Linked DNA regions of Homo sapiens: region 1 is linked to region 2. A link is a contact called in ENCODE Hi-C data. All regions are on one chromosome and are shown on one strand. The core of a region is the stretch at or near the end of the contact, and the rest is flanking DNA. Distances in the headings are between cores, read along the strand shown.

Region 1 (4,096 bases), core at 1,259-3,758, 550 kb before region 2:
AACTAGAAATACCATTTGACCCAGCCATCCCATTACTGGGTATATATCCAAAAGATTATAAATCATACTGATATAAAGACACATGCACACATATGTTTATTGTGGCACTATTCACAATAGCAAAGACTTGGAACCAACCCAAATGTCCAACAATGATAGACTGGATGAAGAAAATGTGGCACATATACACCATGGAATGCTATGCAGCCATAAAAAAGGATGAGCTCATGTCCTTTGTAGGGACATGGATGAAAGTGGAAACCATCATTCTCAGAAAACTATTGCAAGGACAAGAAAACCAAACACCGCATGTTCTCACTCATAGGTGGGAATTGAACAATGAGAACACATGGACACAGGAAGGGGAACATCACACACTGAGGCCTGTCCTGGGGTGGGGGGAGGGGGGAGGGATAGCATCAGGAGATATATCCAATGTAAATGAGTTAATGGGTGCAGCACACCAACATGGCACGTGTATACATATGTAACAAACCTGCATGTTGTGCACATGTACCCTAGAACTTAAAGTATAATTTAAAAAAAAATCTAAGGCCTCAAACTATGAAACTACTACAAGAAAATATTGGGGAAACTCTCCAGGACATTGGACTGGGCAAAAATTTCTTTCAAATATTCCATAAGCACAGGCAACCAAAGCAAAACTGGACAAATGAGATCACATCAAGTTAAAAAGCTTCTGCACAGCAAAGGAAACAATGAAGTAGAGAGATAACCCACAGAATTGGAGTAAATATTTGCAAACTATCCATCTGACAAGGGATTAATAACCAGAATATACAAAGAACTCAAACAACTCTATAGGAAAAAAATATAATAATCTGATTCAAAAATGGACAAACGATCTGAATAGACATTCCTCAGAAGAAGACATACAAGTGGCAAATGGATATATGAAAATGTGTTCAACACCACTGATCATCAGAGAAATGCAAATCAAAACTACGAGATATTATCTCACCTCAGTTAAAATGTCTTTTAACCAAAAGAAAGGCAATAACAAATGCTGGCAAGGATATGTAGAAAAGGGAACCCTCATACACTGTCAATGGGAATGGAAATTAGTACAAACACTATGGCAAACAATTTGAAGGTTCCTCAAAAAAAAAAAAAAACCTGAAAATAGAGCTACCATGTAATCTAGCAATCCTACTGGATACTGCTAGGTATATACCCAGAAGAAATACTGTTAGGTATATATCCAAGAGAAAGGAAATCAGTATATCAAAGAGATATCTGCACTCCCATGTTTATCGCAGCACTATTCACAATAGCCAAGATTTGGAAGCAACGTAAGTGTCCATCAACAGATAAATGGATAAGGAAAGTGTGGTACACATACACAATGGAGCACTATTCAGCCATAAAAAGAAGGAGAACCTTTCATTTGCTACAAGATGGATGGAATTGGGGATTATTATGTTAAGTAAAATAAACCAAACACAGGCAAACAAACAAATTGTTATGTTCTCACTTATTTGTGGGAGTTAAAAATTAAAACAATCCAACTCATGAAGATAGAGAGGATGATGGTTACCAAAGGCTGGGAAGGGTAGTGGGGAATGATTAATGGGTTCAAAAATACATGAGAGAGAATGAATAAGATCTAGTATTTTATAGCATAACAAGGTGAATACAGTCAATGATAATTTATCATTTTAAAATAACTAAAAGCATATAACTGGATTGTATATAACACAAATGATAAGTGCTTGAGGTGATGGATAGATACCCCACTTACCCTGATATGATTATTACGGATTGTATGCTCTACCTGTATCAAAATATTTCATGTACCCCACAAATATATACACCTACTATAGACACACAAGATTGAAAATTAAAAAAATTACTTTGGTAAATTTTATGTTCTATATTTTTACGATTAAAAATAAAAATAATATAACCTGAGAATGTCCCTAGCTCAGTGACAAGAACACAGTTGGTTGTCAAATGTCAATTTCCTTCTCACCACTCACTGGTGGGACACTCACCTTGGGGTCATGCGAAATAAATCACTCACCTGCAGGCGTTAAAAAATATTAGTCACATCAGTCACATGAAAATAATTAGCTTCTGGAAGTAAGCAGATGGTGGCACGCGAGGAAGAGCACCGGCCACTCTTCTCTGCATCAAAACTTCCTTAAAAGCATCTTCCAGACATGGACATAGCGTCTAGGTGTGGAGTGATGACCAGTGTCAAAGAAAGCAGCCCGGACTCCCCCGTCTTGTAGATATTTTACCAAATCAGATAATGAAGACATGGGAGGGAGCGCGCAACCAGGACCACGGGCTACTGAGTTTCCACTCCTTCCCAGTCTCAGAGAAGCCTCCTGGGCATGCAGAGCCTCTGAAGCCTCCCCCAGCTCAACTCTGACTTCTCTTCTCAGCCGCATTTCTCCACACACCCTTTCAAGGCTCTGCTCCTCCCACTGCTCCTCCCTCACTCCTCCCACGGCTCCTCCTCCTCCCTCCCCTTTCCTCTCAGACTTGCTTCTGAGCGGAAACTGAAAGTGAAATAGGGAGCTGGCTACCAGCGTTGAGTCCCCTGTAAAGGTGAGTGAACCCCACTAGATCAAGGGACCCCTGCCCTCCTAGGGGACCTCTCTCCCCTGCCCCAGGGTTGCAGAGCCCCTTCCAGTCTCCATCCTTGAGCCGGTCCCATTTGCCCCTTCTCCCACCAGGGATCCCTCAACCCAAGACCAGCTGCGCTTCCGGTGCTGGCCCCCTGCTTGGGAGGAGGCTGGGGTGTGGACCTGACTGCCGAGTTACCCAGAAGGGGAAGGGGCCCGGCTGCCCCCTACCTGGGAGGAGGCTGGGTTGTGGACGTGACTGTGGAGTTACCCAGAAGGGGAAGGGGCCCGGCTGCCCCCATGCTGGCACCTGACCTAGGATGACGGCTGGGTGTGGCTGGGATAGCCAGGACTACAGCCTAGCCAGGAGGGTAGGGAGCCCAGTGTCGGGGAGGTCTGCAATTCTGGAGACTCCCAGGTCCAAAAGTCCTCCAGAGGTGAGAGGGGCAGGCTGTTTAGGATGTTCAACCAGAAATGTATAGGCCTTCAGAATTATTCTTTGTCCTAGAATAAGTGTTGTCAGGAACTAAACTAAGTTTGGAGCAGCTGAGAAAAGAGCCCAGGGAGTGCTGGCCACGGTTCCTGTTACTCTGTGTGTATACATACATATACACCTACATACATATATGCAACTGACTTCCGCCGTTATAGGAGGGATTAATGAAGATATATTCAAAGCATGAAGTATCTCTGGCACATGGAAGGTACATGGTAAAAAGTAGCTATAATTTCTCAGCAACATGGAGGCCTGTTGGTACCCGACAGGAGATGGATGAGCACTGAGGGTTTAAGCAGGAATGGACATGATGAGAGTAGAACTGTCAACAGCTTTATGAGGTTCTTGCCAATTTTCATTCCCTCTTTTAGGGACTCAGTTTCTCCTTCTGTCTCACTGGATCAATGGACCAAACAATGGAGGAGTTCTTGTTATTCAGAACAGGAATAAACTTATTCAACAAACTGTTTGATCGGTGCAAAAGTAATTACTGTTTTTGACATTAATTGTTTTGCCATTAATTTTATGCCTTGTTTTGTTTTGTTTTGTTTTTGAGAGGGAGTCTCGCCGTGTCACCCAGGCTGGAGTGCAATGGCACAATCTTGGCTCACTGCAACCTCTGCCTCCCAGGTTCAAGCAATTCTCCTGCCTCAGCCTCCCAAGTAGCTGGGATTACAGGTGCCCACCACCACTCCCAGCTAATTTTTGTATTTTTAGTAGAGACAGGGTTTTACCATATTGGTCAGGCTGGTCTTGAACTCCTGACCTAAGGTGATCCACCCACCTCGGCCTCCCAAAGTGCTGGGATTACAGGTGTGAGCCACCGTGCCTGACCCATTATTTTTATTCTTATTTTTTATTTTCCTTTGCATCATTTTGTTTTTCTTTTTTTAGTATATTTTTAATTTTTGTGGGCACATAGTAGGTATATTTATGGGTATATGGAATATTGTGATACAGGTATACAATGTGTAATAATCACATCAGGGTAAGTGGGGCATCTATC
Region 2 (4,059 bases), core at 47-2,546:
ATGAACCTGGGAGGCAGAGATTGCAGTGAGCCGAGATCGTGCCACTGCACCCCAGCCTGGGTGACATCGTGAGACTGTCAAAAAATATGTGTGTGTTTGTGTTTATAGAGACAAGGTTTCACCATCTCTGTAATTACAGGCAGACGCCACCGCGCCAGACTCTTAGGGTATGATATTTTTAAAAGATATTTGTTTAGTGTTTGAGATACGCATTGACAACAGGTCTTTTACACCCATTCTCATGTTATCTTCAAAACTACGGGGTGAAATATAATTATTCTATTTTACCAAAGACAGATTTGAGGCTCAGAAAGGTTAAGCTATTTATTCCTGGAATCAATCCGTTTATTTGAAAAGCTTCTGGAAGACAGGGATCCTGTCTTAAACGCTGTGTTTCTTCACAGCACCTAGCACTTAGCTCTCTCCACGTGGTAGGCGCTCAGAAACTTTGTGCTGAACGAAGGATATGGATTCTCAAGTCAAAGCTCCGAGCGCAAAGCCAGGGAGCGAAGCACCAGAGGGCGCCCATGAGCCCGCCCACCCGCGGGTCGCCGGGGCCCAAGCTGGACCTCAGGCCTGGGTGCGGCTCTTCAGCCCCAAGCAGCTGCGCGCCCCAGCAGAACAGGGGGCGAGGGGGCGAGGGAAGCCCCAAGTCCTCCGTCCGCCCCGCCCCCTCCCCAGAGCCAGGCCTCGCAGGGCTGCACGGTGCTGAATGACGACTCGACATCCTGTTTTTGGGGCCCGCGGCTCCGCCTGCGCCTCTGCTGATCTTGTCTTTCCCTTGGGTGCTGACGCCAGCTCCTCTTCCCCCCGAGTCTCCCCACCCTCCCCAGGGGTCTGGGGCCTTCCCACTGCTGAATCACCACCACCTCGCACTCCCCCGGGGCTCAGGGCAGGGGCGGGGACTGCCCCAGCCTCGGCCACCACTCTATCCCTGGGGTTGACTGAAGGGACCAGGCCCAGGGGCGCCTTTCTCAGCATCTTCCCGCGGAGGCTGGTGGGGGCGGGATGGGGGGAAGAGGACGAACGCCTAGCGCCCAGGGTAGGGCCTCCAGGGGTAGGGTGGCCAGGAGGAGGCGGAGAGACTTGACCTTGGGAGGCCTGACTTACTGACCGCAGGGGCAGCGGACTGGGAGGGGAACGTGGCAAGCCCGGGACTGGGCCGGGGGCGAGGCTGGGGGCGGGCCGGGGCTGGAGAGGGGGAGATCGGCCCTCGGACTTCCTGGTCGGGCCCCGCCCCGGCCCGCCCCGCCTCGCCGGCCCGCCCCCCCCACTTCCTCCGGCCTCCCGCTCTCACTTCCTTCTCGAGCCCGGAGCCGCTGCCGCCGCCCCCAGCTCCCCCGCCTCGGGGAGGGCACCAGGTGAGGCCCGGCCGGGGCTGGCGGGTAGGGGTCCGGGGGAGGAGAGCCCGGCCGGCCCAGGACTCGGCGCGGGCGCCGGCTCATGAGTTTGCTGGCGGAGGCCGCGGGCGGGAGCTTCTCGGTTCAGTCCAAGTAGGGCGGGCGCGGCCGGCCGGGCGGGGCGGGAACGGGGCCACTGCGAGCCGGCGGAGGCTCGGCGAGGGTGGCTTCCCGGCGGCTGTACCGCCTCTAGGGAGCCGAGAGGGACCCCTGAGGTCGGAGGGTCCCGGGCTCCAAGATAAGTGTCTCTGAAGTGGAAGAGCTCAGAGCTGGGAGATCGGACGCAGGTGGGGTGTCCTCAGAAGTTGGTGGGGGGGGTGTTGAGAAGTGCGTGAGGGGAGAGGGCTTCTGGGCTGGAAAAGGCGCTCCCTCTGCTCTGGCAGTTGTGACACTTGGGGTGAGAGGGGCGGTGTCTGGGGCCTCCGAAAGCTCTCTCCCTGTCAGATGGATGCTAATACAGACCCACACTCGGTCTGCAGCCCCAAGGCCCTCTGCACTCAGGAGGACCCGGGTTGGGTGGGGGAGCCCCGCCGACCCCAGTCGTTGTCTGTATGTCTGTTTTCCTGAGTCCCGACCTTACCTGGAGCCAAGCAGTAGGTATTTAGTGAGCAGACGCTGTTCCTAGCTGACCAGAGCCTGGCCTTGCTCTTTTGGGAGTAACTTGGTCTTGCCCTGTAACTGGAAGTGGAAGGACTCTCATTCAGAGGTACTGATAGTCCCTGACAAGTTTTTGTTGTGTCTTTTGGGGACAATTGAGAACCATCTCCTAGTGTTCCTCTTCATTCTTAGTCCCTGAATTATACACATGCTCCTGTCGTCTCCCTCCACACCTTCTTTAGTTTCTACCCACAAATCCGCCATCACTCTCTTCTCATCCCTTCCAGTCTCTTTTCCTCCAAACATACGGTCATACCTAGGCCTTGACCTGTCTTCACCTACCCTGCCCCATGTTCGTCTTGGTCCTCTGCAACCTGCCCCATCCCTTCCCTTCCCAGCTCTGGCACCCACACACATGCACCTCCTGGTTTCTTCCATCACCCCTCATTCCTTTTGAACCCTCAGCCTGTCACCCTCTCTGTATCCTTCCCTCCCACCCACTTATCTCCAGCTTTGGAATCAGTTGTTGAAGACTTAGTGAGTTCTAGAGTCTTTTCAAACCTCCCTAGCTTGGAGAGGCAGTCTGCAGCCTCCCAGTGATAGAGACGGATTAAAGAGCTGGAAAGCCTGTGTGTGTGTGTGTGTGTGTGTGTGTTTGCGTGTGTGTTCGCACGCGCGTGTCTGTGTATCTACATCTTCATCTCTTAGAGATGGATTAAAGAGATGGAAAGCCTGTGTGTGTGTGTGTGTGTGTGTGTGTGTGTGTGTGTGTTCGCGCGCGCGTGTCTGTGTGACTACATCTTTATCTCTTACAGACAAAATAACTGCCCTCAGCCTTGAGAGGGCCCAGAGCAAGGGAAGCCAGCAGAATGAAGGGAACCTGCAGTGAGTGAGGTTGTGGTTAGGCAGGAGGAAGCCGTTTGTAGCAGTCAGGGTAGGGTGACACAGGAATAAGACTTGTAAGAGAGGCCGTGGGAAATCAAAATCACCCCAACCCGTGGTGCTTGACCAAGAGGCCAGGCCTAGAAGCCGGAAGACAGCCTGAAGGTCCCTGACTCCATTACCTACTAGTTCCAGCATCACCTGGTGGAAAGAATGGGACCAGCTTGGGTGTGATGGAAATAAAGGGAGGAGGCAAATGCAGGATTCTGGAGGAAAGACTGCAGCTGGTCTAACTTCGGACTTAAGAAGCGGCGGAGGCAAAAGTGTCTGCTCCTTTCCTGCTACCTTCTGGGGCCTGCCTAGGCTGGGTACCCGCATGCCCTGATCTGCATCAGGGCCTTAGTGACCAGGAAGCCCTCTGGAGTTCTACTGACCCCTCTGCCTTCAGGCATCCTTAATACTCCCCATCTCACCTAGGACCCTATTCCTTCTCAGGAATTCCTCCCAAATTTAACTTCAGTCCATCCTGGCTATGGAGGCTCTTGTTTCCACTCTAGAGCTCCATCCTCAAGCTTTTGGGGTGCATCTGAGGATCTTGCTCCTGTCTACCTCCTCTAGTCATCTGTATTCATTTCTCTCCACTAGAAAAAAAGAGAAGTAGAGGGGAGTAAGTGCTACAGCTAAATTTAAGGGCTCTCCCTGTTCCCCATTCTGTCATCTTCCCATGTCACAGTCGTCCCTCTCCCATGAATTGTTCTTCTTCCAGTCCTGCCCTTCCAACCACTTGTCTCTCTTCCCATTTCTTGGAGGTACAGAAGTTTGGGTCCGGGAAGAAATCCCAGGGACCTACATAAGAGCCCAGGTTAGAGAAGGATGTGCATACAAGGCACTTTCCCAGCATCACAGCTTAATAAAAACCCCAGGAGTCCCAGTTCCTAGGCTGGCAAACCAGTAGTTACTTTAGTATTCTGCGTAACTGAGCAAACCCACAGGGCTCTGATGGTAAAGACAAGATGGGTGAGACAGGGATTCTCCCAGGTGAGATCTGGCCCCATTGGAAGTTTGAGCTAATTGCAAAAAAGGCATCATTGGAAAAAATGTGACCAGGGCGGGAGAGATTTTAATGGGAAAATATTGGGGGGTAAAGGGAGGTGGTGGCTACAACCTAGGAGGCTGCCGC

Evidence for each region. A loop is a pair of places that touch in the nucleus more often than their neighbours do. Pooled maps may share reads with other maps.
Region 1: a pooled map shows a loop between it and region 2 (8-fold over the local background). The contact joins the promoter of TRIM21 here to the promoter of RHOG in region 2. A Hi-C loop is called at or near these places in 1 of 168 maps with a recorded cell type or tissue (naive thymus-derived CD4-positive, alpha-beta T cell), 1 of 37 single-sample maps with no recorded cell type and 10 of 50 pooled maps.

What each region holds. Positions count from the first base shown.
Region 1 is chr11:4,392,114-4,396,209 of GRCh38, reverse strand. It overlaps TRIM21 (tripartite motif containing 21), which reads left to right and starts at 2,508. Exons shown (of 7, transcript NM_003141.4): 1 at 2,508-2,577. RefSeq lists enhancers at 2,328-2,387, 2,408-2,617.
Region 2 is chr11:3,838,196-3,842,254 of GRCh38, reverse strand. RHOG (ras homolog family member G) reads left to right here and starts at 1,296. Exons shown (of 2, transcript NM_001665.4): 1 at 1,296-1,361. It overlaps LOC124902619 (a long non-coding RNA gene), which reads right to left. Exons shown (of 2, transcript XR_007062560.1): 2 at 3,980-4,059. RefSeq lists silencers at 356-405, 446-715, 1,066-1,115, 1,166-1,555 and an enhancer at 2,956-3,155.